Linked DNA regions of Mus musculus: region 2 is linked to region 1. The links are chromatin loops, found by intact Hi-C in ENCODE. Cell type or tissue: gastrocnemius. All regions are shown on one strand. Links, peaks and the distances in the headings refer to the core of each region. The heading gives the core; the rest is flanking DNA.

Region 1 (8,332 bases), core at 13-8,012:
AACAAAAACCCTACAGATGGAGAATACACAGGTTTGCCCTGTCACTCAACACACACCAGAACAAACACCCTCTTTCCCCTGACCAAGTGCCCGTTCATTTTACTAAAGAAATGGTAGTAATCTTACAGAAAAATAGCCCCCCAAACGTATGTGTGATGCCTCAATACAAGTAAAGGAACTACAGGGCAAACAGGCTGGGGCGAACTCCCAAGGGTCCCAGGCGTGTGGTGTTTATTGCATATTCTGTACAAAAGCAACCATGCCTGAAAAATGGTAGGTCCGTGTGTGAAAAACATTTCATGATTCCTAGTACAAGAACAAGAAGAAAATGTGCCCCACAATTACTTTCTTTGGAGATCAGAGAGAGGTAAAGATTTCTCTATAAATAAAACACTTGTGCCTAAAAAGCTCTTACTGGTGAATCTTTTTAAGAGAGCTCGGGTCTAAGTCACTGCTGTTTACAATTGCTTTGGTACTGTGAAATCACAGAACAAAAGTGCACAGGGCCACTCGGTAAGCTTGCCCTTCAGAACTCTGAGAAAGGATCTTAAAAGGAGAGCTTTCCAGCCTCGGTATTAGCTAGTATTTTTGGTAGAATTGTCCCTGCTAGGGAGGAGCTGGCCTTAATATTTCGTCAAAAGAAGACTTCGGGATAAAAGAGAATGAGTCCTAGGAAGGAACTCGTCAAACCTTAGAACTGATTTGATAGAACGTTAAGTTTGGCGAGTTCTACACTTGGGGATTCTCAGAGAGAAGCCCTTCTGTGGCTGCTCCAAACACAGTTCTTTGACTATCTGCCAGGTGTCAATGCGAGGTGAGCATCTGTGTACCCTGACCCTTCCCCACCCCACCCCCACACCTCCTGAAAAAGTATCCTCCCCAAGGACACTGTGGGAAGGAGTGGGAAGAGAAGGAGGGGAAGGAACAGAACTCAAGCACCCCATGGTAAAAGCACTTTTGTCTTCTGACTTTGCCACCATAAAAACGCACCTGCTGTGATGTCCAGTTACGCTATTGACGATCCTCTGGCTGCTTCTGGAAGCTGATGCTGGCATAGTTGCTTAAATCCTCACTGGAGCGTCTTGGGGAGTTGCCCTCATTGCTGCCTAAGGGCTGGTGAGGGGGAGGGGGTGGTAGGGACTGCTGTTGAGAGGGGCAGTCCTGAGAGCGCTCCTTGGCCAAATCCAGGTCTATGTAGTTAAGACTCTTCTCCAAACCCCCAGCAGCCCCACACACTGGAGCCGACTCCTTGGAGACTCCCCCTAGATCCCCAGGTCTCAGCCACACATTCTCAAAGGATGCAGAGCTGTGGCGTTTTACATCCTCACTGCCGCCACCACCACCACCGCCGCTGCCCCCTACTGCAGCCCCTGCTCCAAAGGGCACCGTATTGCCAGCCCGAGTAGGTGCTGAGAAGGTCTCAGAGCTATGCCTCCTCCGGCACCCTTGAGTGTCTGCGCGAATCACTTTGGCACTCTGGTTATGGTTGGGACTGAGGTTCACCCTGGTGAATGCACTCATGCCCCCAGGTCCCTGAGGGCCTCCCAGCAAGGAAGAGTGAGTAGCTTGCTCAGCGGTGGCTCCTTGAGGTGTAACAGAAGAAGAGGCTGTGGAGGATGGAGGAGGAGCAGCTCCTGTGGGTCTAGGCAGGCTCGCCTTCTCTGCAGCAATGCCTGTCCGCATGTCAGCATAGCTGACTGGGGCCACTGGTGAGGTATCCACATAGCTTTGACGAGGACAACCTATCTGCATGGTCATGTAGTCACCACGGCTATTTGGCACCGAACGGGTTGGCCTGCAAACCGTAGCAGACCCCGGAGGTGCAGGGCCTATTCTGCCCAACTCAACTCCACCACTCTCCTGCCAGGTTGCCCTCCGGCCTGGCCCCAAGTCCATGTTCATGTACTCTTCCGAGCCAGTCTCTTCTCTAGGAGCTGGGTGGAGCTGGGGTGGACATCGAACTGAAGGAGAGCTACGGGAAGTTGCAGGGCCAGCTAAATAGCCAGGCTGGCCGCTCCCGAATTCAATATTCACATATTCTCCTGGGCTTTTGGGCTCGGGAGGGTGCAGGGAAGACTGCTGCTGCTGTTGCTGCTCTCGAACCCGGGGTAAGGTGCTTGCCTTGGGATCCCCCAAGGACAGCCTTGTGGGTCGAGCCAGGCGGCTGTTGGTCTGTGCAGCTGTGTCTACCTTTCGAGGCAGGTGGGGCTGCAAGACATGGTGGTGGGGATGTGTGAGGCTTGACTCTGGCCTAGCCCCACAGTAACCCCCACCCAGACTGTCGCTGCTGGTAGAAGAGGAGGAATCTTCGGCAGTTGCGGTATAGCGAAGGCGTCCAGAGCTAGAAGAGAGACGAAGATGCTGGTGCCTGGCACCCTCCTCTGGCTCTCCAGGGCGCTGGGTGTGCTTAAAGGACCTTGGCAATGAGTAGTAAGAGAGGACCGGCTTGTGCTGGGGATCTTCTGGGCCATAGTAGCATTCTGAGGGGCTGCTGGTGTTGGAATCTCCCACTGGGGACATGTTCATGTAGTCACCTGTGCAAGGCAAGAGCTTACCGCCACCACTCTCAACAGGAGGTTTGGCATGAGGAAGGGCATGAGTATGGTGCCCCCCTACTCCATTTGTCCATGGCTTCCCATAGCTGCTCCCAGAAGGGGCTGCGCTGATGCTGCTACTGCTGCTGGACCCACCTCCAATGTCAGGGGAGCAACTACCACTGGGTGACATCATCATGTAGCCATTGGGGTCCACTCTCTGTGGGTGGCGTCTGATGGGGTTAATGATCTGCTGTGGGGCAGATACACTCTTGGGGCTCATGGGCATATAGTCCCCATTTCCTTTGCGGTTGCTGGGCACTGGAGCCACCCCAGGAGACATGGGCATATAGCCATCATCAGTGTGGAGGTTGGAGGTGTCTGGACGGTGGTGGCCTCCACGACGTTCCAAGTGGTGCATCTCTAGACCCTCTTCGGGATAGGAGTGGGTGGGCACGAAGGCGGAATGCCGGTAGCCGGGCAGTCGGCCTCCACTGCCACCTCCTGGTGGGTAGGCAGCGGGCATCATCTCTGTATATTCCTCAATAGAAGCCACTGAAGACTGTGAGGGGGTCTTCTGATGGGAAATGGTAGGAGATGTGCCTGCGGAGTGAGTTCTCTTTCGAAACCGGTTATCCAGATCTGCTGCACCCGCGGCTTCATCTCCAGGCAGCGCTGGGCTTGTCCCCAAGTTAGCACCTGGGATGTAGCGATGGCCGTTGCCACCCCTAGACAAAATGTAGTGGCCATTGGGAGCAGCCAAGGTGGAGGCTCCCTTGCCACCCATGCAGATATAATTGCTCAGCTCCTCCTCACCCCTGGCTGGTGGGGTGTGCCCCAGGGAATCTGGGGTGACACTGCGGAAGGAACTTCGGAAATCGCAGGGACTAGAACCATACTCATCAGAAGAGATGAAACCGCCATCGCTAGGCGAACCGGACACGGAAGCACTAGAGCGCCTCGGGAAGAGACAGTCTGAAGTGGAGCCATGGCCACTGGTACTACTAGATGACAGACTCACTGGGCTGGTGGCTGAAGGTGAGCATCTAGAAGAAGGCATGGGGATGGAGCGGCTGTGGTTGAGTGGGGGGTGCAGCCTGGAGCTGCCTCGATGCCGATGGGCGTGGGTCCTGTTGGTGCTAGGGCTCACAGGACTGCCATCCACTGATGCTGGACGGGACATGGTGCCTTCGCCATCGCTGGAGGCACGCACCCGGAAGGAACCTGGTTTCCCACCCACCATACTGGCAGGGGAGGTGGCAGTGATGCTCTCAGTTCGAGATCTCCGAGTCAGTCCCACCTGGCTGGGTGGAGGGTTGTTGAGATGGTGCCTGCGCAGGGGAACGCTGATGGGGTTGGAGCAACTGGATGAAGACTGGCTTTTGCTGCGAGGGCGAAACTCATCGCTCATGGCCCTCATTGCCTCTAGAATGGTCTCATGCATGTTCTGGGCCACCACGGAGTCATCCACTTGCATCCAGAACTCGCCAGGCCCTGTCACAGCGGAACGCCCCACCTCGATGAAGAAGAAGTTCTCTGAGTGGCCACAGCGTCTGATATTCATCAGCTGCAGCACCACAGCGGCTGCCTCGGAGTTCAGCTTCACAAAGCTGATGGTCTTGCTGGTCAGGCAGAGGCGGTAGATGCCAATCAGGTTCTTTGTCTGACCCAGGCCCTTGGGTTTCAGGATAACCTGCCAGACCTCCTTGAACGCGGGTCCTGGACCCGTGTCATAGCTCAAGTCCTCCCCTGCCTCTCCAACGCCAGAGCTGCCGCTGCAGCTACCGCCGCAGCCTCCTCCAGCCCCGTCATGGTGGGCCTTTGCCCGATTATGCAGCTGCAGAAGAGCCTGGTACCAGCTGTCTTGCTCAGCCTCGCTATCCGCGGCAATGGCAAAGTGTTCGTCTCGGGTGTAGAGAGCCACCAGGTGCTTGTTCTTGGAGTCAGCCCGCTTGTTGATGTTGAAACAGCTCTCGAGGGGGATCGAGCGTTTGGGGGCGCTCGACTTGTGCCGCCACTTCTTCTCGTTCTCATAATACTCCAGGCGCGCTGGGCCCCCGGCCTCGCTGGCCGCCCGCAGCACGAAAAAGCGCTTATGCATACTCTTGGGCTTGCGCAGGTAGCCCACCTTGCGCACGTCTGAGAAGCCATCGGTATCCGGAGGGCTCGCCATGCTGCTGCGGAGCAGAGGGAGGTGTTGAAAAACTGGGTGAGGGGTGGCTTCTCAGTGCGGCCCCGCACATGCACTCCGGGCTGGAGGAAGCTCGCAGAAATTCTGACTCCAAAATTCACGCTGTTCCTGGAGCTGGGGAGGGGCAGCCGAAGGACGAGGTAACTGCGCCAAGGAAGATAGCCTGATCCGAGTTTAAGGGCGTTTCATGCCCAGAGGGAAGGGCAGTGGGTCTAGGGTGAGTGCAGCCGCAATCTTCCGAGGACTATGTCTCCCCCAGTCCCTGCAGCAGAGAAGGAGCTATGGTGCATCCCTTGCCGCCCCTGGTCGAGTCCGATGTAGGGAGGCAGCGATGGCCCGAGGAGTCCCCGCTTGGCTCTCTAGGCGCGCGCGCCTTCCCTCCCGAGTTCCCCTCTGGAAGTAGCGATTCCCGAGGCAAATTAAATATCCTTGGGCAGGGGGAGGCGGGCTGCCAAGTCCCAACGTTGCACCGGGTTCTCCCTCCTCCTTCTCCTCCTCCTCCTCTGCCTCCTCCCACCCTTCAACCGTCCCCGTCGCCACCAGCCGCCCAAATACCAGCTCAATCGCAGAGACCGCGGCGCTGCGGCTGTTGCTGCTGCTGCTGCTGCTGCTGCCGCCCGAGGACGCGTCCTCTGCAGCCCGCACTCGAGCCCATCTCGGCGGGCGGGGAAAGTGGCTTTTCCACGCGCAACGCTACTGGGCAGCTGGGGGAGCAGGGGACGGTCCAGAGGGACAGGCTCATCCCTGCCCCTAGCTCCAGTCCGCAAGGGAGGAGGGGAGGGGACGAGGGAGGGAGGCGGGGAGCGGGGGAGGTTTGGGAAGAGATCGGGGAAGACGCCCGGTCCTCCCGAGGCGCAGCCGCTGCAGTTACTTCTCTCCTCCTCCCTCCTTCTCCTCCCTCCTCCTCCTCCCTCCTCCTTCCTCCTCCTCGGAGAGTTGCCGAGAGCCCCAACCAAAACAAGCGGCGGCTGCGGCGGCTGGCACCGCGCGCTGGCCCTCTTCAGACCGCGCCGCCGTCTCACTCCAGAGGAGCAAAACACGTGACGGAGCCTCTGCGCTCAGCAGCCTGGCCGCCGCCGGGAGGCTCCAGCCCGGGTCTCTCTCCCTCTCCCTGCTCGCTCTACATTCCGGGCCGAGCCCGCCCCACGCCCGCCCCTCTCCACCCCCTGGCCGTGCCGCAGAGGCGCCCGCGCTGGCCCTTTGCTGCAGCGCTCGGGCAGCGCCCCTGCGTGGCCGGCAGAGCCCGGGGCGCTGTGTCTCCCACGCCCGTGCCACCCAGAGCGCCCCCGGCCCGTAGGAATCCCCGCGGCGGGAGGGCAGGCTTGTTTGGGTGGCTACCGGAAAGCAGGAGGGGAGTCTGGGAAAACGGGAGGGGGGGATCTGGGGAAGACGCAGGAGTGAGGGAGGGGGCAGTGAGAGGGGGGGTGCACTGCGGCTGCAGAGCCCCGAGAGGGTGGGGGCGCTGGGGCGGAGGGGACGCGGGTGACCTGCTAGCTCTCACCCAACAGGTAAAGGCGACCCCCGGGAGGCAGCTGGATGTCGGTGTCTGGGTGAGAGGCCCTGGTAGGGAGATCTACATTTTTGTAAGATTTTCTAAAGGACTTCTGAGCCAGTCTTCCACCTGGAATCTCCGGACGTACCGTGGTGAAGCACCTGGAAGAAACAGAGAGGGACGCCCAAGGGCAATGACTGTTGGCTAGGTTAGGGTCTCTCGGAATCGCGACCTGGGATCTCACACCTGGCACTATTAGCCGCTGATCACTAAGGAAATAAAATGTAAAAGTCACCATTTCTCTTCCTTCATGCAGGTGAAGAGGGATTCACACTTAAGGGTTAGTTAGTGCAAAAGGTGGGGGGCGGGGGCTGGAGGAAACCTGGCACCCCTTATCACATTCGTAAGTCTATTTGTGATTTTTTTTAAAGATGTAAAGGACCTTCAGAGAGTTCCTAAGTGTACACCCTTACTGTGTATATGTTAGCAGATGTTTGTTTCATAGTTTGCACGAGCATTAGACGACCCTATACACTTTTAACCTTGACCACAAGGATAAGTGGGAGACAAGGATAAGTGGCTAGGCTGCACAGGAAAATGGGTACTTCTTGATGAAAACGGGTCAGCAGCCTCTTTGCAAAGCCTATTTCTTAGTCTCACCACAAGCAGACGCTCCCCAAAGTTTTTTTTTTTCTTTTTCTTTTTAAGATGACCTATAAATCAAGCAGGGTGTCCCTGTCTAGCCCAACCGGCATTAAAGACCTACAAATGTGACGTTGCTCCCAGTGCTTAAAGCCATTCTACTCTAGCCATGGGCGGTTCTAGTTTTCCACCTCTTTTCCTAAGCCAGGAACCCTCTCAGCCTCCCGCTCTCCAGCACTGCAGGTTGTTTGCAGTGAGACGCAGCAGTAAAGGTGCTGGGCATGCTCAATCCACTAGACTGCCTGGCTTGGAGTAGGGGAGGAGCGGATGGGTAAAGGGGGCTGCGCGCCTCAGCATAATGCGGCTAGAGAGGCGGGGTGAGGTTCCTGGGGCAGCCTGCTGATTGGTGGAGTTGCCTGTCTTTCCTGTCTTGCACAGATGCGGTAAAGGGGAGAGAGGGAGAGGGTACAGATGTAGGCACTGGCGCCATTCAGATGCTTGCGGTACTTGAATTGGGGTATTCCGCATCTGTAGGTGTCACCTCCTCTCGAAAGCTCAGGAGCCTCTGTTTTCTCTTTTCACCTCCTTTATCATGCAGTTTCTCCTAAACCTGGTTAATGGATTATGCGGTACACATTGAATTGATAGCCTTCATTTTTCCCCTCTGACAGCTTGGTGATGCGGGCACATGTGCCCACTACAGGAAGGCTATAAATAGCAAGTAATTTGGAAAAGGTACGGAGACTGCAATAGCAAGAAGAGGACTCTAAAGATTTGAAATGCATTAGGGGTTGGGAGGATAGCAACTAGAGATATCTGAAGTTAGTGTAGCAGAATAACAGTGTGTGTGTGGGGGGGGGGGGGGAATAAACAGCTAGTCTAGTCTAGCAACTGCTTAATCTAGATTAGTCCACAGGGAGGGGACCTCGCATTATGTAGGAAAGCACTTCAAATCCAGACTTTAACTTTTAAAATTACTTCCTTCCTGACCTCTGTCACCAACCAAGAACAAACAAAAAAGAGAGAGGGGGAAAAAGGAGGTACCTTTATGGAGGAAAGTATTTTCTTGAAGGAGGAGACAACAAAAAAAACAATTTAATTTGGAAGATTTTTATAAGTCATCTTCACAGAACATTAGGGTGTTTATGATATAAAAGTAATGTTATTCTGACTGAAGAAGAAGTAGACCATCTGCTCTGAGGTGCCCAAGGCCCTGGATTGGATCCCCAGTTATGTACACAGACAGACACACAGACACAGACAACCAGATCGTTGTAACAAACTGCTCACCAATCAGTGAAGTTTAACACACACACACACATACCCTCACACACACACAACTCACTCGAGTTTCATTACAAATCTTAAAGGCAGCTAATGTTCAAACTATACTACAGTAAGTTCAGTTCTTTGTACTTTTTTTTTAATTGATGGCTTGAGATAACTCTAGGAATACAAATTCACATTTGATTC
Region 2 (8,332 bases), core at 5-8,004, 320 kb before region 1:
AGAGACCCATTCATTCACACACACACACACACACACACACACACACACACACACACACACACAAATTCTAAACCAATGTCCCATAAAAAATACTAAACTGAAAGCTATAATATATATATGCAGAGGACCTGGTGGAGGTCAATGCATGCCGTGGTAGTCTCTATGAGCTTTGTTCAGTTGTCTAGAGGCCCATATTCTCCTGGTATCCTCCATTCTCTCTGGCTCTTAAACTCTTTCTGCCTCCTCTTCCACAGGATTCCTTGAGCTTTGAGGAAAAGGATTTGATAAAGACATCCCATTCAGAGCTGTTGTTCCACGCTATCTGTCTCTGTCTCTCTGTCTCTTCTTTCTCTGCCTCTCTATCTGTCTCCTTGTCTTTCTATCTCTCTGTGTGTGTATAATTTCTGGCTACGGGTCTGCTGCAGAGTGAAACTTCTCTAATGATGGCTGAATAAGGAACTAATGTATGAGTATAGAAGAGTACCATTCAGAGACATTTTATCACTACTTTTTTTTAGACTATTAGACTAGTGGCATTTAGTTTTATACTGTATGTCCCTGGTCTATCTGGTCTCTGATTCTTGGTCATTCAAGCAGTGTCAGGAATGCTTCTATCACTGGAGTGATGGCCTTAAGAGAGATCAGACATTGGTTCTTCTTCAACCTGCCATCTATACAACTACCTATTGATAAATTAAAACAATGAACTGTCCCATGGGTGTCAAAGAGAGGAATCTTCCAAACAGTATCTTTAGTAAAATAAAACAAAACAGACAAACAACAGCAACAATAAACAATAGAAACATAAGCACCTTACAATCACTGGATGCTTCCTTTACTAACCGTCCAGACAAGCTTCCAGTTCCACAGCCAAGCAGTCCCTCCTCCCCGTCTTCAGCACCTAAGAACACTTTCTGCAGGGAGACATTTCAGGAAGATTGGTTCCTACTTCGGCAGCTGCCAGATGCTGAAGTGCCTGTGAGGCTGGTGTGAACTGGCAGAGGAAATAATCTAGCCCAGCTTCTAGCATCATATTCTCTACTTTGAGGAAAAAAAAAAAAAGGTGTGTGGGGGGGTAAGATCAGGGAGGGAATCACTTCTCGGCCTTTTGGCTAAGATCAAGTGAAGATCAGGGAGGGATGGAGTTTTGGAAATACCTTTCTTCCTAGAGACATCTTCCACCCAAGAACAGGTTCTATTTTCTAACCTGCCCTGTCAAAGGACTTACTACTCAAGGTAATAGAAATACTGGTGGTATTTCACCTTTATCCAAATCTCTGCCTGCTAAAAACCAGTGTTATAAGAAAACAATCCATTAGCCAAGGATGTCAACTCAAGCCACTGCCACCCCTACACATGTCTTGTGTTCCCAGCTGAGGTTTTCAACAGGACTGGCTCACAGCTCTATTCTTCCCTCTGCCTCATCTGAAGCGTCACCATCCCTTCCACAGGTTCATCTCAGTAACCTTCCCTGATAAATATTTTGCCTCTTAATCTTATAGAAATTGGTCTGTGGAGAAAGCAAACTCAGCATATAGAGTTCTGGTCATTTGCTATCAATTATGGCCTGGCACCTAGGCTGTGCCTTGAAAAAGGTGATAATCTCAATAGTTATTTGTGTTGCTAATTCTTGCATGGAATGCAGACCATAAAAGTGAGCATGTTTCAAATCAATACAGGAACCTTGATTTTTTTTTTTTTTTTTTTTAGTTAGTCTGGTTAGTATGAGAAGAGTTTTGTTTGTTTATTTGTTTGTTTGTTTTCCCTAAACATATTTTATAAATCACAAGGACATCCTTTATTTTTATTAATTAATTATTTTATTTATTTACATCCCAAATGTTGACCCCTGTCCTCCCATTCTGTCTCCCAGAATTCTTTTCCCCATCTCCCATCCCCTTCCCCTCTGCCATACTCTTCCTCTCCATGGAGTTGCTTCCTGGGTCTCTGGGAAACCAGGAAACTCAATGACACCTAACCCATTTTCATTTACATATTTGGAAAGACTAGTTAAAAGAAAGGTTCTGCCTTCTCTCTAGTCTGTTTTTCCAATGGACCTGGTTGGACATCACAGCATCTGGTTACTTCAGTAAGAGGACCAAACTGGATTAGCAGCCTTCCTTCTTCCACCAGTAACATAGAAAATGATTCACTGACAACATTCTTTTTCCTGTTCCCATGGGGTGGGGGTGGGGGCAGGTTTTACCAGTGTTCTAGATCTTCCTATTGATGTGATAAAACACCATGGGTAAATCAACTTTGGAAGGAAATGGTTTATTAGTCAACAGTTTATAATTTATGCTGAAAAGAAGTCAAGGCAGGAACTAAGTGGAGAAAATGAAGCAGAGAAAACAGAGGACAACTATTATATTGGGTTGTTCTCCATGGCTCATTGAGCCTGAATTCTTATGTGATCCAGTGTCTCCTTCCCAGAGAAGGCACTGCCCACAGTGGGCTGGGCCCTCTACCTCATTCATCTAACAAACAAAATTAGCCACAAGATTGTTTTTGGCTTCCTACAGGCCAGTCCAATGGAGGCATCTTCTCAACTCTGGTTCCTTTTTCCCAATGACCCTAGCTTGCATAAAGTTGACAAAAAGCCAACTAGCACACAGAGACAGCCACCTAATTAATAAGAATACCATTGATCAGCACCATTAGAGACTGAGCAGGTAGCCTATGTCAGAACCTACCAATAAGTCAACCCATTTCCAAAACCCACTTATATTCCCCATCCATTGCTTAGAAACAAAGACCCACTGCTAGCTTGTCTTAACAACTTAAAACACACATTCAGCATCATCTCACAGTTTTTGTTAATGAGGACTCTGTGTGGCTTAGCTCTTTCCCTACGCCAAGGTTTTTTTGTAAGGCTTCCATGAAGCTGTGAGCCTGGGAAAACTTTTCCTCTAGTGGTTCAACTACAGAAAAACCTATCTCTAATGTCCTATGATTATTGAGTCCCTTTCTTGGGGAATAGAGGGCTACAGTTCTCTCACCGTATTGTTGACAGGAGCTGCCTTCAATTTCTTGCCTCTCAAATGTCTCTGCACCCCAGCTCCTTCAAATTCATCAGAAAGAGAGAGTAAGTGGAGAGTTTGTTGGCAAATTGGAAGCTACAGTCTCGTGTGACATAATCACAGAAATGATATCCCAGCACAGCTGTCACGATCTATTAGTTAGAAGCGAATTATAAAGTCTTTCCCACACTCTGGGGAGGGGATTACACAGGGACCACCAGGGGGTTCATATCACCGAGAGCCATGTCAAAAGCTGCCTTTCCACATTGCCATGGTATGAATCTAGACTATTCTCCATGAATTCATTTTTTTTCTCAATGCTCTGTCTGCAGCTTGTGACACTCACATTTGAAGCTGTGATACCTTTAGGAAGTAGGCACTAGCTGGATAAAGGTTAACCAGTTGTTTAGGATGGGTGTTTGGAGGTATAACCCCTAGACACACAAACACACACACACACACACACACACACACACACACACACTGCATCCTGTCCTGGTAATGTGAATAGGAGTTCATCAAACACTCCTGCTACCATTAGTAGGCCTGCTTCATCAGCCCAGCCATATTGGACTGTGACTCTTCAAAACTGTTGAACCAAAATAAGTTCATAAAGTTGTTTCCCTCAGATATTTGTCACAGTAATGAGAAGAGTAACCGATACAGTCCCCAGCAAATTACTCCAAGTTCCCCTCCACTTTCAGTTCTAATATGAGAAAGGAGGGGTACTATTTATTGAGCTCCCTTAGATAGCTGAGGCTCACCCCTGAGATTATTCAGTGCATAGCTGGGCTATCTGTCAACAGAATTAAATCCCTGGTTAATGCTTGAGTGGTTTCTCTGTGCTCTGACACAGTGTGAGGCAGAATCTTGCTAAGGCTATTAACCTTACCCTGCAGTCAATCTTCACTTCACCTTTCCTTGGGGAAACCTGAGAGAATTCACCCCATGTCCTCATCCAAGCCAATGATCTCACATAGCCACATGCTAAGGCCAAATGTATACTTGTCATGCCAACTCTCAGGAGACAGAAATACTGAAGACTCATGTGACGCTGGGCAGGTGGCACTGGAGACTATGTGGCGCCCAAGTCCAAACTGTGTCTTGGTCACGAAGGAGCACTGAGAAGTGTGCCATGTACTTATCACCATGCAGGTCTTGTTCATAAGGAAGAGCATCCAGAGGATAAGATGGCTGAATTACACAACCCCTTCTATGCTCAGGAAGCAGTCTCAAGTGCTGTGCGTAATATAGTGACATTTACACCCTGCAAAAAGACTCCAAAGCTAATTTGGAAGCAGTGAAGTATCACTTGGAACATTTGTCTTACCATCCAAGGCATTGAAATTAATAATAGGCTCCTATAAAATAAGAGCTAATTGTGGATAGATTAACATGTCACCAGGACAGGTACACAGCCAAATATGTAGAATGTTTTATAGAAATATGTTTGGCTGTTTGGTTGCTAAGTTTGTATTTCCTGTTACTATTTTCATTTGGTTACTAACAGCTTTATTGATTTGGGGATAATTTACCAACGTTATAATGCCTATGGTTGTTCCATAAGAATTATAGATCAAAAAGGAAATAATTGGTAGAACACAAATGTTTTCATTGAGATCATTTTCAAGAGGACCAAAATGAGAACTCAGCCAGCATCTAAAATGAAGAACTACACTGTATGAGCCTTGAGCTGCATTGGAGCAGCAGACAAGAAGGTATGAAAATGGACTCAAGAGGAACGTCATGCAGCTTAGACTAGATCATTGCCTAGTCAGTGACTATGTACCTTCTAGCACACAAATCATTCCTCTGGCAAGTTCTAGACATTTCTAGAAGAATTATCTGTGGCAATGTATTCAATAGAGTTAAACTTTCTGTATTCGGGTTGAGTTGACCAGTAGCTGCTTCTAGGAGTATGAAAGTAAACACTTCAGGCCGTACAATCGCTGTGCTGCCTGCTGTGCTGATTCACTACTGACGAGTAGGTACTAAGAGTGTGCAAAGCATTAATGAGCCTGAAATCCCGACATTTTTTCAAATATAATAGGAATATGCTCGTGTTGCTGTATCTGCCAACACAAGTAGAGATTTGTTAGTCAAAGTGTGGTCTGAGCAACGGTAGCTTCTTCACTGCCCGCAGTTTATCTTCTGCTTGCTGGTTTGCTTGGCTTGTGAGAATGCAGAATCATGGATGTAAGCATTATCTATATTTAACAAAACTCCCAGGTAATTTGCCCTCACATCAGAATCTGGGGAGGGCGGGAGGGGGCAGGGTTCTGCCCCTAAATATTTCTTTATAAACCTAATTAGTAAGTACAAAGAAATAAAATTGCAATAGTAGTATCTGCCTGTCTCTTTGTCTCTGTCTCTCTCTGTCTCTCTCTGTCTCTGTCTGTCTCTGTCTGTCTCTCTCTGTCTCTGTCTGTCTCTGTCTCTGTCTCTGTCTCTGTCTCTGTCTCTCTCTCTCTGTCTCTCTCTCTCTCTCTCTCTCTCTCTGTGTGTGTGTGTGTGTGTGTGTGTGTTCAGTAGAGATACTACAGATTACAATATTATTCAGATAATCTTCCAGGGAAGATTTCAAGGCAGAGGGAAAGCCCTAGAACTAAATTTACTGCAGCCCTCTAAAGTGGGACTCATTTTACTGAGATCTTTCTTTCCATGAGAGATAGCTTTACCCTTAAGCTCTGAACATATTAGGGAGACGATTTATTACCAACCCCAGAAAGGGCCTTCATGTTAAACGAAATAACTCTGCTGAAGCTCTAGTTGATGTTAAACTGGTTTGTGTATTAATTCCATGGTTATAAATAAAATTTCAAGAGCATATCCCTCAGAAAGAATGTATAAAATCTGCACTAGGCTAATAGATATAACACCAGTTTAGAGTGAGCATCTGGAAGCTGGTACCCATGCAGTATTTTATGTGAGGCAGATTCTGAATTGAGACAGTAGCCTGCCCACATATACTATTCTATAGAGTAGTATTCTTTGCTTACACAGATTTTAGATTCTAGGAATATGTGACACATGCATTACAAAGATCTGGGTGCCTGTACCTGGTACCCACACTTATATCTTTTATATAATCACTTCTACTATAACCTAAATCATCCATGGCAGGAAAACCAAGGTATACCTTTCGTTGTGGACATTTTTGTGTCTGTTTACTTTCAAGACTGGCATATATGCCCTCCTTTCCAATATTAACAATAAAATTTTATATGTGGGTTTACCTTCCACTTAACTGCTAAACAAAATGCATCCAGAGAATGCTACTTCCTCTCCAGGATGGAAAAAAGAAAAGCTAACCATGAACCCAGGAATAGTGAGAAGTTCATAGAATCAGTCATAGGTTGGTCAAACACAAACTGAAATACAGATGGTGACTGGTTGAAATTCTAGGGAAAAGATTGCTATTTGTTTATTCAGACTTGGAATTTAAAGTGTAGAGTTGGGATAGCCATTTTGAAACCACAAAGAGATGGCCTGAATAGAAAGAATCTTAGTAGATCTTCAGTTTAGTGATTGAAAAGGCATGCCCAGGTTCATATGCCTCTCAGAACATCAACCACAAGCCTTACCTGAAGACAGGCATCAACTGTGCATTCCAGAAGGTAAAAAAAATAGTTCCTTCTGTCCAGGAAAGCAGACCCTCCACATGCTTCTTAGAACCAACCGAGTGTTCACAAATGAATTTATTCTTACATGAGTATTCCAAGAGAAAGGGAGAAATATTGGTTTAAATACTGTAAAATAAAGAAGTGATAAAAAGTTCAGAGTACAAAATGGCATCAAATTAGGCGTAAATACTCCTCAGAAGTCCATACTTCCTTCTTTCTTCTTTCTCTACTACATGCCAATTTTTGTAGATATACATAGAGCTCAGAAATAAACATAGCTGTTATCTCTGTAGTCAATAAAAATGTTATCATCTCTGACCATAACATTATCCATTATTTAAATAAAAAGTCAAAATATTTCCAAACATAGCATTTAAATATTCACTCTATTTTACAGATATACTAAGACTAGGCTTTAAAAAAAAAAAGGAAGCTATATCATGCCTTCTTAAATAACTTCCTCTATTTAAAAATCTTATTTCTATAGATAAAAATGTGGGAACAGAGTAAATGAAGGGGAAAAGTAAGTAAGTTCCTCTATGATGCCTGCAATGAGAATATAGTATTAGTAGTGACTTCAGTCATTCTAGAGACTTGTGAAGGTCTGTGTCTTCATCATGAGTATGATAATGTTGGGAACCAAGACTATTTCACACAAGACCTTAGATATGTACAACACATAAGTATCAAAAATAAATCAAGGCTAAGGTCACTGCCCGTGCATAATGTAATACAAGGCATAGAATGGCATCTGCCCCAAGCCACATGACATACTTGCCACTCTAAAGGAAATACCAGTCCCAGGTCCCAAATTACAAGTGTCCACAATACCAAAAACATCCAACATGTCATTGCTTTGTGGAGGCTCTGCAAAAATCTATCTGTATACAGATTCGTTTTAACACAGATCCATTTTTTAGAGGAAGCTATGTGTTCTGTATCAAATCAGGAATGAGAGTCGTAGCCAGTAAAGATGGGAGGGGGAAAAAAGATAGCTTATCCCTTACTGCTGGCAAAGCCAATTAGGCGTATCTTTGTTTCATGACAGCTATATAAAGAATTGGGGAGCTGAGAGCGTGGGCATTTGATACGGATGTGCAAACTAATTCTTTCTGTTGGCTCGCATAAACAACATTTCATGGAATATCCGGTAGATGTTTTTCTGGCTTTCCTTCCCTGAACCATGTAAGGCAATGCAATCTAATACATGCAATGATTTCTGTCTTGTATCCAAAAAGAAAAATAAAATAAAATACACACACACACACACACACACACACACAAACTTCAAGTGCTTATTCAAATAGAAAATTTAAAATGAGCTGAACTGCCAATCCCTGTCTACTGGATTATTCAATCCAGAACTCAAACCAAACTCATGTTTGCCTTGTGTCCTTCATAGATTTGACTATCTGAATTTCTCTCAATATGCAAATTCAATTCTAACTTGAGTGGGAGTTTTTATCGCTGTCATTATTTATTTCATCACATTTAACCTTCTCCAATGTATTTATCAATCTTTTTCTTCTCCTAGACCATGAGTTCCTAGGGAGCCAGGATTTCATGGGTTAATTAATATTTTGGCATCACTACACATATATACTGGAAACAACTTTGCATGAAAAAGAGTTAATATTAAAGTCTACACTTAAGTGCATGAAGCAGTTTTGTTAATATTTTATTGCAGAG

The links. A loop is a pair of places that touch in the nucleus more often than their neighbours do. Peaks named below come from ENCODE experiments on the same cell type or tissue, not always from the same donor. Only the 100,000 strongest peaks of a DNase experiment are listed, where the experiment ranks them.
Region 2: a loop joins it to region 1, with 10 times the contacts of the local background. A loop is called at or near these places in 3 of 42 quality-filtered maps.

The regions. Positions count from the first base shown.
Region 1 is chr1:82,285,787-82,294,118 of GRCm38, forward strand. It overlaps Irs1 (insulin receptor substrate 1), which reads right to left and starts at 5,653. Exons shown (of 2, transcript NM_010570.4): 1 at 991-5,653. The coding sequence starts at 4,707. The coding sequence ends at 1,012. In gastrocnemius, for the core only: CTCF peaks have their summits at 3,040 (motif pointing left), 4,492 and 5,958; DNase peaks (open chromatin) are centred at 200, 871, 1,158, 1,341 and 9 more places; H3K4me3 peaks cover 7,598 bases; H3K27ac peaks cover 7,582 bases.
Region 2 is chr1:81,969,598-81,977,929 of GRCm38, forward strand. No RefSeq gene overlaps it. Among named protein-coding and RNA genes, the nearest start is that of Mir6344, 160 kb to the right of the region's middle. In gastrocnemius, for the core only: no CTCF peak of the experiment used is centred there; no DNase peak of the experiment used is centred there; H3K4me3 peaks cover 455 bases; H3K27ac peaks cover 3,555 bases.